2 separate regions of the Homo sapiens genome follow, and region 2 is linked to region 1. A link is a loop called in an ENCODE intact Hi-C map of the cell type or tissue named here. Cell type or tissue: natural killer cell. All regions are shown on one strand.

The links. Peaks named below come from ENCODE experiments on the same cell type or tissue, not always from the same donor. Only the 100,000 strongest peaks of a DNase experiment are listed, where the experiment ranks them.
Region 2: it touches region 1 in a loop (4-fold over the local background); 1 of 110 quality-filtered maps calls a loop at or near these places.

The regions. Positions count from the first base shown.
Region 1 is chr1:91,545,266-91,553,265 of GRCh38, forward strand. The region is part of intron 3 of LOC102723436 (a long non-coding RNA gene); the gene reads right to left. Among named protein-coding and RNA genes, the nearest start is that of CDC7, 48 kb to the left of the region's middle. In natural killer cell, no CTCF peak of the experiment used is centred here; DNase peaks (open chromatin) are centred at 3,276, 3,946, 4,266 and 5,876; H3K4me3 peaks cover 263 bases; H3K27ac peaks cover 8,000 bases.
Region 2 is chr1:91,749,762-91,757,761 of GRCh38, forward strand. The region is part of intron 4 of TGFBR3 (transforming growth factor beta receptor 3); the gene reads right to left. Among named protein-coding and RNA genes, the nearest start is that of TGFBR3, 130 kb to the right of the region's middle. RefSeq lists an enhancer at 3,175-3,675. In natural killer cell, no CTCF peak of the experiment used is centred here; a DNase peak (open chromatin) is centred at 4,300; H3K27ac peaks cover 994 bases.

The DNA of each region.
Region 1 (8,000 bases):
CAGTATCTCCTCCTGCTTTCTTGCCTAAAAGACTTATGCAACTCATAAGATACCATCTCTCTCTCTCTCTCAGAGGTCCCTCTGGAGCAGCCTCATCCTCAGCACCAGGGTTTTAGTACCTTGGAGGAGTAGCACTTGCTTTTTGCCCCCTTCCATGGGGATTCAGTGAGAAGGAATTAAACATTAACTAAAATGTTTGGAACTCTCATGAAAGATCTTTCCTAAACCCCAAAAGGAGCTGAGAATGAGTCTCAGGAGAAGACCCTGACAGCTGAGACCTTCCTAGGCACTGTGGGATTCTGCAATTAGCCCCCATCTCTACCCTCCAGCTGCCTGTGCTCTCTTCTGTCCCATGCTCTTCAGAGCACCTGCTACACTCCAAACAGGCTAATCCCTCTAAAACCCCATAAACCCACCATGCTCATCCCCCGGGCTTTGGCTATGCTGCCCCTTCCCTCCTGGAACGCCTTCCCACTTTCCTCTGCTTGTCCATATCCTGCCCGTCATTCAGCACCTAACTCCAGTTCTTCCTCTTCCACAAAGCTTTTCCTGATCACTCTGGCCCTCAGAGATATCTCTACAGCTGTACTCTGACTGCCACCCAATTTAGCACCTGATCACAGCGGGTTTGTACCATGTAATTAGTATAGGTTTTCCCTGGCCACTTGGATGTAAGAAACTTCACATTTATTTGTTATACATTATGATCTCTGGTTTGGCGCCAGCCACGAACACAATGAGAGAAATCCAGTATCAGCCACTAACAGGGACGCCCCCTCCTTTCTGAGGTTCCTGTAGTGGCTGTTGGGGCTGGCCTTTCTTTCAGCACACTATTATCACTGCCAGGTTATTCACTGTCTATGCCCCAAAGCCCATTAGGTAGGCAGTGCCGCTATGCTGAGCACAGTGCGACTTCTCAGCAAATCCTTGTTGACAAACTGACATAGGCTGTGCTAAGGTCCCCTCCTACTACCCTCCCAGGACCTGTTCTTTGTACCTCTAGGCACCGCGCAGTTTCCCAGTGCGCCTCGAGTCCTCGCAGGGCCGGGCAGTGGCCACCCCGGATTGGCTAGCCTTGCCCCCTCGTGATCATGGAAGTGGGCGGGGAGCGTGGTGAGCGGATGCTGCTGGAGTGCTTGAACCCCGAGGCCTGGAGCGGCAGTCAGCACCCCCACGCCGAGTCCCTGGCAGTCCCGGCCTTCCGGGGGCGGCCCTGGGGCCTCGGGCAACTGCATCCACGGCCCTGGAGCCCATCATGTCCCATGGTTCACGTTTTTCCGCCTGGAAACTGCATGCCTGTCTTTCTGCTTTGCCAAAGTTTCCTTCGCACGAGGAGGGCCCTGAATTACAGAAGTCGCTTTTCTCCAGTCAGTTCAAGCCAGCCTGGCGCGAGTCCCTCATTCTCCTTTGTCAACGAGGCAAAGACTCAGTTGTTCACCCAACTGTGTCTTGCTGGGGGGCAGCCCTTTCCCTGCCCTTCCCTCTCTCTCAGAAGCCCCAAGTGGGCCTTTCCCCGACCCTACTCTGAGCGCGTGGAAAATCTGCTTCGGGCGCAGATCTCGAGTAGTTGGCCTCCCCTCATTTCCGTCTTTCGCTTCTGCCCGCGTGGGGCCACTTTGGTATAGGTGGGAATTAAGCCGGGGAGGGAGGAGTAGGTCGGAACAGTTTGCAGCTGGCGGCTCGCTGATTGGGTGTTATTTTACAGCTGGGCAGAAATGACCGCGGTAGCACTCCTGGGGAGGCCTCTAAAGCTGCAGACACGATGTGTCGCGGGACCATCCAGTTCTGGCCCCGTGCAGGAGGACAGGACGCCGTCTGGTCGCTGCCCTGGGCGCTCAACATGGGAGCTGCCAGAGGAGAGCGCCCTGTGAGTGCCTGACAAATGGAGGTATTTCTTTCCAGGTTTTACAACCCGATGTATTTTCAGGGAGGACCTTCCTAGGTACCTCCACTTCTCAGTCTCTCAACTCAGCAGCCTCCATCCATTTCCACGAATCCGCTGGACTCGCTCCTGCAAAACACGGTGTGAAATTGACTTCTAACTGGAAGCCTTTCTTTTCCAACCCCATCCACTGCAATTCTTCTGTTTTCAGCACTCTGGTGTTCTGTGTTTTTTGTTGTTGTTGTTTTTGTTTTTGTTTTTTTCATGTGTTTAGCTCGGGCTTTGAAAGAATCTGAAATCTTATCTTTTAATTTCAAATTCCCTAAAGCCACAGAGTGCATCTTTCCCTGTCCCACACAGTGCCTAGTTCAGTTCTTGTCCCACAGTATATTAACCAACTGCCACAAAGCCTCATGTATGCCACACAACTAAACACCAGGACGTCTGAAGGAAAAACTCTAGAAAACTCTAGAGTGGCTCTTTGGAGCAGGAAGAGCTGCTACACTCCCAATGCCCTCTGAGAGCTGCCAGGTCCCATGATGCCTTCTCTTGTGTGTAGACTGAGATGTATTCATTAAGGGTAACACGGTGATTTTTTGTTTGTGCTCCCTTAATTAAAAAAAAAAAAAAGATTTGGTGGGAAAGGCAGATGGAAGTTCTTGAAGGGGGCTACTTCAGAGCAGGTCTTTCTGAGCCCCCTTGAAGCACACCGTGTGTGTGTGTGCGTGTGTGTGTGTGTGTGTGTGTGTGTGTGTGTCTGGGACCCCAGAGTCAATCCAGATGATGCTGATATAGTTACATTTGAGAACCAGTGGTAGGTAGATCTTTGCTACTCTAGTCCTCAGGCAAACAGCATCAGCCTCACCTAGGAGTTTTTAAGAAATGCAGAATCTCAGGACCCAGCCAGACCTACTGCATAGAAGTCTGCATTTTAACAAGATCTCTAGGTGATTGGTGTATACACAAAAGTGTAAGAATCCCTGCTTTAGTAATGACTGCTCTGGGAACAAGCTTAAACTTGGGCAACCTGGACCTATGGTCACCCATCCTATCAGGGAGATAGATGGTAGATGGTGGGCTAGGGACAGGGTGAGAGGAAATCTGAGCAGCCACAGATCTGGGGTCCTCTCCCTCCCAAACTGGCCCCTGATTTAGAAATATGGTCTCAAGAGCCTATCTTTCTGTCCCCAGTTTTCACCGTAGACAACTTTCTAATAATTGAACTGTCTGTCCTGCCTGCTAGTTGCCTTTGTTATTATCGTAATCATTAGTGGTTGCTGGAAGTGGGGCAGGGTGTGTTTAGGTGAGCAGGGGGGAGTGTTAATGAGCCCATGGGTCTGGTGTGAGGGGGAGATCCCTGTACCTATCACAACCCTGTGCCTTTATTGCATGCTCCTTTACACACCCTCCACCCCTTGAAGAGGCTTCCCCTGGCCCCCTGCCCAGTAACTTACTTACTATGAATATTCCGTTGCTACATCCTGTTTCTGCTTTTGACTTTGCATCCTGTTCCAGACCCTTAGCCTGCTCCCTAGCCTCTAATCTGACTCTTCCATTAACTGTCAAACCTTCAACAGATAATTCTTTTAGCATCTGCTGTGCACACCAGTAAGTGCTGAAGATTCAAGGTGAACCCAAGACACAATCCCTGCCTTATGGGGTTTACAGCATTGTGTGGACATCCATCATTCACTCAGTCCTCACTGCACCAGAGACGACACTAAATGCTTCACTTGCATAATCTCACTTTTCTCAGTCATAACTGTCAGGTTGTCCCCACTTCATAGTTGAAGAAGCCATGGCTCAAAGACTTAAATAATTTTCCCAGGGTCATAGCTAATTGGTGGCACAGGCAGGAGGATTTAAGCCTAAGTCTGATTGCCTCAAAAATGTCTTAAACCACTCTGTAAAAGACTGTTCTTCATCACTGTATCTCCAATGCTCAGGACAGTGCCTGGTATGTATCACACAATCAACATTTGTGGAAGGAAGGAAGGATGTTGTTTTGAGCCGTCTCTTGGGCTCCACCCTTCAAATACAGAGCCACCTCAAACCCAGCCCTGAGGTTTCTCAGTACCTCTGGGCACCACATCTTCCTTCCTCACAGATCCCCCAGCCCCCACCCTACATCTGAGGCCCTCCCTAATTTATCCCTGCCTCTTAGGGGCAGCCAGCCAGACCAAGAATCCCTTCTTCATCTTGTCTGAGTATAATACATGTAAAGTTGATCCAAGCTTTCTACCTAGAAAACACACACACACATCCTGAAGCTTTATAATTTACACAGCAGTAATAAAAACGTTGAAGGAATTTAAGTAGATGGATGTGGCACAACCTCAGCTCTCCTGATGTTTTACAGACTGCCACACTATACCAGCTGCCTCCCACAATGGCTGTGAGGTGAGAACCTGAGGTGAGAACACACCCTTCCTTCAAGCTACTTCACACTGCCTCCTCAGCATAAACATAAGATTTTCCCTTTTCTATTCCTCTTAAGAGAAAAAGTATAATATAGGCCAGAGGAAAAGTATAATATAGGCCAGAGAAAAAATATAATATAGGCCACAGAGACTGACTTAAGTTTCTTGTGGCACAGATGAGGATTATACTGTGGCATTTCTCTTTTCTGTGACTGGGTGGGCCACGGTGAAATAAAGTCCTAAAATGTATTAAAACTGTTTAGACCACCTAAATTAGAATCCTTCATTTGTTAGGCCTTTCAGAAACATTTCTCGGGACTGCAAAATATATGGTAGGGATTCATTCCATTTTATAGATCAGCAAACTGAGACAGAAGGTGAGTGAGGGAATTGGAATCATACGAATGGTTATGGCAGGATACAGGGCACAGAGACTTTGGCACACTTTACTTTTTCCACTATACCACATACTGTCTCCTGAATTGAACATTTTCATCTTCTTTATTATAAAATGATTCAAATAAAATATATCTATATGTTTTCTTATTTCACTTTTTTTTTTTGGTCACTCTAGAACTGTAAGCATTGGGGGTACAGGGGAGGGATAGCATTAGGAGATACACCTAATGTTAAATGACGAGTTAATGGGTGCAGCACACCAACATGACACATGTATATATATGTGACAAACCTGCACGTTGTGCACATGTACCCTAAAACTTAAAGTATAATAATAATAAAAAAAGAACTGTAAGCATTTTTCAGACATTCACAATGGGAAATTTGAATGTTAAAGTTGGAGAGACTGCGGTTAATAGCTTGAATTTTAGAGTCAGGAAAACCTGTCTGTACTCAGGCAAGATAATTGATATGGTTTGGATCTGTCCCCACCAAATCTCATGTCGCGATGTAATCCCCAGTGTTGGAAGTGGGGCCTGGTGGGAGGTGATTGGATCATGGGGGTGGTCCTTCATGAATGATTTAGCACAATCTCCTGGTGCTGTTCTCATGATAGTGAGTGAGTTCTCACAAGTTCTGGTTGTTTACAAGCGTACAGCATCTCCCCCCTTCTCTCTCTCTTGCTCCTGCTCCCACCATGTAAGACAGGTCTGCTTCCCCTTTTCCTTCAGCCATGATTGTAAGTTACCTGAGGCCTCCCCAGAAGCCGAGCAGATGCCAGCATCATGCTTCCTGTACAGCCTGCAGAACCATGAGCCAATTAAACATTTTTTCTTTATAAATTACCCAGTCTCAGATATTTCTTTATAGCAATATTAGAATGGACTAATGCAGTAATTAACCTCAGTTTCCTGACAGGTAGATAGAAATTACTAATATGGCCCCCAGCGGCACATGTTCCAAGGAATTAAATGAGATGATATATGATAAGCACTTGGCAGAGTGCCTGGCGCATAGTAAGCACTAAATAAATGTTAGTTGTTGTAATTGTTACTAGAACTATTATGTGAGTCCCTCAGTTTCTCTGAAGAATCCTCCTTGTTTTGTGACCAGCAGTACTTGACCTTTATGGCCAAGATCCAGGCAATTTGTGTCTATTTTTTTCTTGACCTATTTTCTGGCTATAGCTTCTAGTTTCAAGATTGTAACCACATCCGTTTAGTCTTTACACTTATTTCAGACATGATATTTAAACAGATTTTAGTTGATTTTCTGAAGATAACATTAAGTCACAAAACAGACCCCCTACATGCTCTTAAAATCTGATAACTCAGTTCTACAATGCCCATGCCTCAGGGTCCAGAGAAGTTAGATCAGGAAGTGGAGGCACAAGCCCAAGAATTCATATTCCTTTTGAAAAGAGAATTTGCTTACTTTAGCTTCTAAAGCAATAATTGCATCTAGGGCATCAAACGATTGGAGACATATTGCAATAAAGGGGTTTAGTGTATACAAATTCTATTATATCAAAACTGTGTTCATCCCTGGGATTTTGTTGAGTCTAAAAAAGGTATTCTCCAGAAATAGACCTGCTCCCGTGTGACCACTTGAGAAAATTTAATTTAAAAAAGAGTCAAGATATTGATGCCAATTGACATTGGTTTTTCTTTGATGCAGAATGACAAATATGCCATCTTGTAGTTCTCATTTGAGACACATCCCAACTTGGCCATTCAGTATATTTACAAATCTATCTCAAAACAAAACGTTTGCTTTTTTATTCTTTTTTAGCCTCCTGGGATTATTTATTTATTCAATAAACATTTATGGAGCTCCTACTATGTGCTAGCCACTTGGAAACATGCTAGAGAGAGACATGAACAAAGTATTCCTTCCCCTATTCTAGTGAAGGGAGATGGCCAATAATCAAACAAACAAAATTCATAAACAAGAAAAGTATCAGAGAGTGGGAAGCACTACACAGAGAATTAGAATAGGGAGATTCAACAGACAGTAACTGGATGACTTCTTTATATCAAGCTGTCAGAAAGGTTCCCTAAGGAAGCAACATTTAAGCAGAGACATGTTTAACATTTGAGTAGAAGAGGCTTCCTGGAAGAGGAAAAATTCTGGATCCAAGGTTCTAGGACTTGAATAAACATGACATTCTGCCTCTGATCTCCTCAATTCTACCTCATTAAATTGTGAACTTCAGAGGGTCAAGAGCTGGATGATCCATTTTTATGATTAGAAAGTGATTCCTTCAATGAACCTACTACTTCTTCCTACATTCTTGTTAGAACTTTCTCAGCTATGAATCAGACTTTTCCAGGAAACTTCTACAGTCTTTACTTTGGTGACTACAACCACAATACTCAGTTGTTCCCAAGCAGAAAACTGAGGTTCATTCAAGACTTCAGTATTTGATCAAGATATTTTGCTTGGTAAGCTGGCTATTTTTTGATATAGTTTTATTTTCCCCATCTAGCTGGAATAAGATCATCAAAGTTGGTCATCTTACCTGACATAGCCTAGATATTTTCTTCTTCAGTACTAAACTTAGATGTCCCCACCTTTACAGAGTACATATTAGAGTAAGCAAGGCTAGGTTATAGCAAATAAGCCCCATAGTCCTTCTGTGGCTCTCCTCTAAGCAGTGACTTAGAGATCCTTATTGTTTTCATCTTATATTGCTGCCATCTGGATTCAGAGGTTACAACAGAAGGGAAAGAAAGTGGGAACATGGACAGTTGCACAGTGAATTTTATGGCCAGGCCTGAGAGTAGCATACATCATTTCTGCTCTATCCTATTGGATATCCAGTCATGTGGCCCCAACCTAAGGACTCCTAAGGGTGTCTGGGAAGTGTAGTTTCCCATGTGCTTGGGAAGTGATAGATGGCATGAAATTTGGCGACCCCCAAAGCTTTATCTCTGCTATAGGAAGCCACCCTTCTCTGTTATTCTCCTCTTCAGTCTGGGTTAGGTGCCCCTCTTCGACTGTAGCACAGTCTGATATATAATAGGCACTAAATATGTTTGTTGGTTAGATGAAATGAAAGATGGATTAATTGTAACCTAAGATCTTACGTCTATTAAAAGAGTGAACTAGAATTAATCAGTATTGAATTGGTTAATTAACAGAAAATTCTCTATTCATTCAAGGTATGCCTAAGAATTATAGGAAGAAATTGAAACTACACTGTTAAAAAATAGACTAGATTGGGGATCCCTAGGAAATTCCTTTTATTATTTCAACACACAACCTTAGTAGCCAAAGTCACTCCAACTCTCCTCCCC
Region 2 (8,000 bases), 200 kb after region 1:
CCCAGAGTCTCCTGGTAGACAGTTGGGGTTTCTTTCCCCTCCTATTACATGGAAATAAAATATTCTGCAACCTTCCTTAACAAAACAGTCACTTTTTCTACCGAACAGCTCTCTGGAGGCTGGCCACCACGTCAACAAAGGGCACCAGAGATGTGACATTTGATACAATTGCCCAACACTTGGGAAGGGCAGATGCATCTGATTACCAGATTAGCCTTAGACAATAAAGCCTTAAAAGACGTTATGGGACTCCACACGAAGAAACACCAACCTTGCCTCCTCAGTGAAAGTGAGTTTATTTGACCTCAATTTGTTGAATGAAAGCAAAGCCTTCACAGGGCTGCAACCCATGCCTGCACACAGACATGACGCAAGTCCAGCCAGAGCCAGGAAAAGTCTACACTTGCGTGAACCCTCCTGGACAGTAGGTCTTCCTCAGGAAAAATACACCCAGGCAAATCTCCCAGGGGCCACGGGCCATTCACTCACTCACAACATTCACCAGCCTTAACCTAGCAAGTTAGAATAAATCCCAGGGAGTCTTTCAAAAACCCCTTCTGGACCAGGTTTACCAGTTGAAACTGGGCTCTTTCCAATGTTCTAATTGCCATAGTGACATTTAGGAAGAGCTCAATGGCCACAATAGGGCCAAAAACTCCTATTCCTAGGAAACAGGAATGACTTGTTTGAACTAGGGTAGTTGACTGACCCTAGTTCATGAGAGGATCAAGACCCATATAATTAAGGCCCTTAAGGACAAGCCACAAAACCAACAGATGAGCAGACTCCGGAATAAAAATGCATGGTACACAACCACTTGGAATATCCCACAGGACACAATGAGTCATTCCACAAGAGACATTTAAAAAAAGAAGAAGAACCACCAGCAATCTTGAAACATTTAGTTATTTAATCTCCCTTCAAGAGAGAATTTATCTGGGGAAAGACCTCACTGCAAAACACAAACTGGTATATCCGGGTCCCTGGAATACAGGGGTAATGCTTCTGGCCGAGCCAAGAGCTGTGTTTGTGTCTGCAACCTTGACCCATTTGCCACATGCTGTTCTCCAGAGCCAACCTCATGCAGGAAGCTGCCTTGATTGCATTTGGAAGAAGAGAATTCTCATTTTCTCCAATTTCTACTATTCTCATCTTCTCCAATTTTCACTATTATTTAGCGTAATAGTACTTAGCACACTAAACTGCAATTCCCAATTTTTCAATCAGCTCTCCCACACAATGGGAAGCTCCCTGACGACAGGCAATTCACCCCAGTTTTCCCTAGATCCTCCACAGCTAGCACAGTTCACAGTCAGGCACTAAAAACTGTGTGTTGGATGAATGAACAAGCACATACATAAACCATCATACCCGGTATGCTAATTCTGTGTTTTTTTCTAAACATGGGGGTGGGGGAACTGCCAAAGAAGGGAAAGAAGGAAATTAGCAAAGAAAAAAATTATTTCCAGATTTTTAAATGTAACACAATAGAATACAGAATTTTTTTTAAAAAAAGTTCCCTTCTCCACAAGCAAACTTGAATGTCTGAGTTATTCTTAGGGCGTTTTTGGACAGACACTACAACCCTCAGTTACACATCACTTGGCTTCATGAAAAGGTAACAGCTGGACATGCACGGTGGTATGGGCTGTGCGTGTCCCTTCCTAGTGCTGCACTGAGCACACATCTGGGGCTATTTAGCAACTGATTGGAAATTTAGCCTTCTGATTTCCAGTTAAATACTAGGCACAGGAAAACAAATAGCACTTGTTTTTCACTGAGTCTTGTCAGTCATCCAAACTCCAGTGCAGACCAGAGAACTGCCTGTGGTTTGGTGGCAGAGGCCCAAAATATTTGGACCTTTTTTTTTTTAATGCCTCTAGTTTAAGTAAAAGGAATAAACTAGATGTTGGCAGCTCCAGCTTCTTCACCCATCCCTCCCCGCTTCTTGAAAATACAAAACTGGTTTTAAATTTATTAATTTACATTTTTCATTAGGATTAAGTTTTGATTTGTTTTTAATCCAAAGCTAATAGCATAGAGTTTAGTTTCTGTCATTTATTGCAACTGCCCTGCCTTGATATTTACTTGGATTTGCTGAAGAGGCAATGCTCAATTTGCCAGTTTCTGTTCCAAATTAAATTGGGATATAACATCTAGCAGTCGTACTATCAAAGAATCACAGAGTTTAAAAGCTGGGAGGAACTTTAGAGATGAGCTAGTACGATCCCCTCATTTTAGAAATGAGGAAACGAGGTCTGAGTAGTTAAGTGATTTTTTTTCCCGATGATGTATATAACTAGTTAGTGGCAGAGCCAAGACTAGTACTCAGGCCTCCTAACACCCAGGCCAGGGTGTTAACTGGAAACAAAAACCTGAATTACCTCCGAGTAGAGCTGCCCAATAAAGTACAGGACACCCAGTTAAAGTTGAATTTCAGGTAAACAATGAATACTTTTTCAGTATATGTTATGTCCCATATACTACATGGGCACACTAACAAAATGATTTGTTATTTATCTGAAATTCAACTTTAATTGGGCATCCTCTATTTTTATATGCCAGCTCCAGCAATTGTACCTCAAAGACCAAAATCCCCTTCTATGCCCCATCCCCCACTCAAACATACACACATTCACATACATTTGCTCTCTGATTTTAATGATAAATGGCTAGAAAAAAATAGATCACAGCACAGTAATATCGAGAGTGAATGAGGTTGGAAGAAGCTGCTTATTTCTTGAAACTTCTAATCTTAGATACCCTTTTTTCCTTATGAGCATGCAAAGTGACTAAGCCTGACATAAGTAAGCTGGCCAAGGCCTCTGGACTAGGTATTTTAGGTTATTAAAAGCCAGGCACTAGGGTCTCATCTTGAAAACGTCTGCTTGTCCTAGGGCTCCAAGTCTACAGACCTTGCAGGAGAGAATGCTCAAGTTTGGAATACAAATAAAGCAAGATTAAAAAAAAAAAATTAGAGGCCGGGCATAGTGGCTCACACCTGTAATCCCAGTACTTTGGGAGGCCAAGGCAGGTGGACGGCTTCAGCCCAAGAGTTTAAGACCAGCCTGGGCAACAAAGTGAAACCCCATCTTTACAAAAAAAAAAGTCAAAAATTAGCTGGGTGTGGGGGTACATGCCTGTAATCCCAGCTACTCGGGAGGCTGAGGTGAGAGGATGGTTTGAGCCCAGGCAGCAGAGGTTACAGTGAGCCGAGATCATGCCACTGAACTCTAGCTTGGGCTACAGAGCCAGACCCTCTCTCAAAAAAAAAAAGAAAAAAAGAAAAAAAAATCAGGTACATGGAATAAAGTAAAAAGATACATTTAAAAACCTAGTCCCTGCCCAGCACTGTGGCTCGCGCCTATAAACCCAGCACTTTGGGAGGCCAAAGTGGGTGCATCACTTGAGACCAGGAGTTTGAGATTAGCCTGGACAATATGGCAAAACCCTATCTCTACAAAAAATACCAAAAAAAATCAGCTGGTCATGTTGGCATGCACCTGTAGTCCCAGCTACTCGGGAGGCTGAGGCAGGAGGATCGCTTGAGCCCAGAAGGTTGAGGCTACAGTGAGGCATGTTTGCACCACTGCACTCCAGCCTGAGTAAGGGAGTGAGACTCTGTCCTCAAAAAAAAAAAAAAAAAAAAAAAAAAAAGTGCTGCAGCAAGTTTTTACTAGTTTTATGAAATACAGTCCACATACCATAATATTCAGCCTTTTAAACTGTACAATTCAGTGTTTCTGTGTGTATTCACAAGGTGTGGTATATTCACCACTATGTAATTATAGAACATTTTTGTCACCTCCCAAAAGAAATCTCGTATCATTAGTAGTCATTCCCCATTTTCCCCTCCCATCAGCCCCTGGCAATTACTAATCTACTTTCTGTTTCTATAGATTTGCCCATTCTGGACATTTTATATAAATTGGAATCATACAACTTGTGACAATTAGCATCTGGCTTCTTTCACTTAGTATAATGTTTTCAAGACCCATCTATGTTGTGGTATGTATCAGAACTTCAATCCTTTTTATGGCTAATATTCCATTATATGGATATAGCACTGTTTTCATCCACTCATCTGTTGGTAGACATTTGGGTTGTTTCCACTTTTTGGTTACTGTGAATAATGATGCTTTGGACATTTGTGGACAAGTTCTTGGGGACATGTGTTTTGCTCAGTTTTCCACAGAACCATTTTACATTCCCACCAGCAATGTATGCGTGTTCCAATTTCCCTACAGCTTTCACAACCCTTGTTATCGCCTTTTTTATTAAAGCCATCCTAGTGTGAAGTGGCATCTCACTGTGGTTTTCATTAGCATGTCCCTAATGACTCATGATATTGAGCATCTTTTCATGTGTTTTTTGGCCATTTGTGTCTTTTCTCTAGAAACCGTGTATTTAAATTGTAGTATGTCCTTAAAGACAACTTCATACTGTGGCTCTCATTTTAGCAAATTCAGGTTGAAGGTTCAGGCATCATCACCCAGTTAAGTTATCTTACTTTTTTTTTCAGTGTAGAAATGAATGCATAAATAAAAACAGGCTTATGTGATCCTTCTAAGAGATTATTTGCAGTTTCAACATGGCACACTGAGAGGGTAAGATGATTTTTATTTCTGATTGTTCTCTGGGCCACCCATACACCCTGCAAAAGGAAAACTATAAGATTATTACAACTTCATCACGTGTGTGTGTGACTCACACTCAAAGATTCACTACTTGAAACTCAGCCTGAAAGCATCACTCTTCATCCCACTCATATTTCCTAGGTAACCAGAATAACCAGATAAAGGAGCTGCACCTGCAGAGAAAACCAAATCCCACTTTCTCCCTGCCTGACACGTTCCCTTCTTGCCTGTGCTGTGAGGGGGTGAGAAGGACTGAAATGATTTGACAGAAAAAGACAGATGCCTTTATTACTAGTATTAAAGTATGTTTTCAGTCACCCTCAAGGGTGGCTGCGATGTCCTGGGTAACATAAGGCCCTCCTAACTAATTATGAAAGTTTTCCTTTTTTAATTTGGGCAGTCATAACAACACAGACATGTCCATTTAAATAAAAAGGTCACCCTGATAAATGAGTAGATGCTATTACTTGAACTTTTCTCATTGCCCTATTTAAAAAAAAACAGTTAAAAGTTCTGTAACTCTACGTACACAGTAGACAGCTCTGAGACAGAAATGCAAACCATCCAGCAGCATATCAGGAAACAGGCAAGGATACATGCATCGTGGACTGAGAGTCAAGAGACCCATTCGCTTTCCACAGCTCCTTTAGGCTCCCTGGGTAACCTCGGAGAAGACAGTGATGAAAACGGTGAAGCCTGAATTTCCAGAGATCCCGTGGGCCCTCTGAAGTGTTTGATGAACACTTTATATAAAATAATTTAGTTATCTTATCCCCAAACTTTAACTCTTAACTATACAAATGGATAAAGAGAACACACTACTGGATTTCTATTGATCACCAGACCCTCTGTGGCAAAGGCTATCAAGGAGATGAGGAGAAACTAAAATTCATTTCAGGCCACAGAGAGGAAGGGAAAAGCCTGCCCAAGGAGAGTGGCCCAGCTTGTGCAAGGACTTGCATCACTCGTTGTCTGCTGATGTGAGAACGTGAATGAACAACAGATGTTCCATCGTCTCTTCCAGGCCAAGAAGAAATGTGCAGACGGGAAAAAAACCGTTTTCCCTAAAGGAAGCCTGCTGGACAACAAAGCAGAGTTCAGGTGTCCTGGAATTTAAATCCTTGACTTCTCCTGATGCTGCCTCCCACGTGTTGGTAATTTTAGGCTCATTACTTGATCTGCAATCTCCTTACATGGGATTGATCCAAATGGGGCTGACGTTCAATTGTTTACTAAAGCGGCCACCTTCTTTCATTGTTAGTGTCTAAACTGATGACCAAGAAGCAGTTTTTACAGATTTTAAGCAAAATTAAAGCAAATTAATAACTAAGAGTAAGACACTTTCCGTCAAAACCCATGAACTGGCAGACTGAAGAAAGAATCCAGGCAGCGATAAGTACAACTATGACATACGTAGCCCACACTTTCATCTGGACCTATAGCCCAGAGAAACAGAACCCCTTTTGATCTGGGGCCAGCCAAACTAGATATTTCATAAATACAGATGCAAATTCAACACCCGTCCCACATGCTCTTTACTGTGACTAGAAATAAATAAGAGCAGCAACAGCAGGTGATGTCTATAAACATTTTATATGTGATCTCACTTACTCAAGATAACAGCCCTATGATGCAGGGCCTGAGAAAAATCCGGCTTAGAGAAATTAATTTGCCCAAGGTCACTGCTTGGATCTAAACCAGGACATGCACTGCCTTTGCTCATAATGCCTCCATAACCTGCCCACTGTGGTAGCCACTAGCCTCACATAGCTACTAAGCACCTGAAATGTGGCTAAGCAGGACTGAAGAACTGTAATTTAAGTAGCCACGCACAGCTATTTCCTATAGTATTGGACAGTATAGCTCTACAGTATGAGGGCTAAATGTGCATATGACTTTATGATCAGAGCCATTAGTATTACTATCACAAGTAACTTTAATTAGAGGAGACTGACAGTGATTATGAGTACGAAGGCAGACAGTTTAGCATAACAGCTTGTAGAATGGGTCCCATCTAGGTTTGAGTACCAACTCTGCAAGTAACTAGCCATGTGATTTGGCCCACTACTTAACTTCTCTAAATCTTAGTTCTTCATCTATAAGAAAGGATCTACACTATGGTACTGTAGAAGGCTATCGTGAGAATTAAAGTATTAGAGCATTTAGTGACCTGAAATATCCTAAGTGCTAAATAAATGTGCTAGTAATAACAACTAAATAATTACTGATTTTTGATTTTTGGCCTTTTTAATATAGAATAAGAGTTGCAATTCCCAGAAAAGGCTACAATAAAGTTATTGTAATGCCCACCTTGTAAATGTACCTTTTGAGTTTAAATGTTTTCTTTTGAAATTAATTTAAATTTACAGCAAAGTTGCTAGTACAAAGGACTCTACTATACCCTTTTAACTAGATTCATCAGTTTTTAAAACCTTGCCACATTTGCTTTATTCTTCTCTATACAACATGTTTTTTTCCTGAATGATCTGACCTTTTAGCCCTTAATCTTAAAGAGTATTAAGTATGTTTCCTAAGGATATTCTCTTACATAAAAACAACATAATTATCAAATTCAAGGAATATAACATTGATATAATATTTTAATCTATAGGCTCAATTATAATTTATTTATATAAAATACAATCCACTGTCCCCCTAATGTCTTTTATAGCAGCTGCCCCACTCCCTACCCAACAGGATCCAGCTCAGGATCACATGTGTCTTGTCTTTTTGTCTCCTCTAATCTGGAATGGCTCCCCAGCCTTTCTCTGTCTTTCATGACTGATACTTTTGAAGATTATAGGCCAGTTATCTTATAGAATGTCGTTCAATTTGGTTTTGTCAGCGTTTCTTCATGATTAGATTCAGGTTATATGCATTTCTGGCAAAAATACCACAAAAGTGATGCTGTGTTCTCTCTCATTTATAGGCACACAGCGTCCATCTGCCCCACATTGCTGATATGAATTTTAATCACCTGGTTAAGGTATCATGGGATATCCCCAAGGTATATAGTCACTATTTTTTATGTGTAATTAATAAGTAATTTGTATGAAAGATATTTTAAGAATATCTAAATATACTACTTCCTGAACTCCCTCCATCTCTGCTAGATTTAGCATCTGTTGATAATTCTTGCCTGGTCAACTTTTATTATGATGGTTGCAAAATGATCATTTTCTAACTCCTTTGCTCCTTCTAGATTTTCTAGTTGGCATTTTACTATAAAGATGAGCTTTTCCTTTTCTCCCTTTTATTCATTTATGTACTTATTATAATAATTGTATTGACTATGGATTCTTACATTATTCAACAAGAACCTTTGAGTTTTTAGAAGTACTCTTCAAACACAGGGGAAAGAAA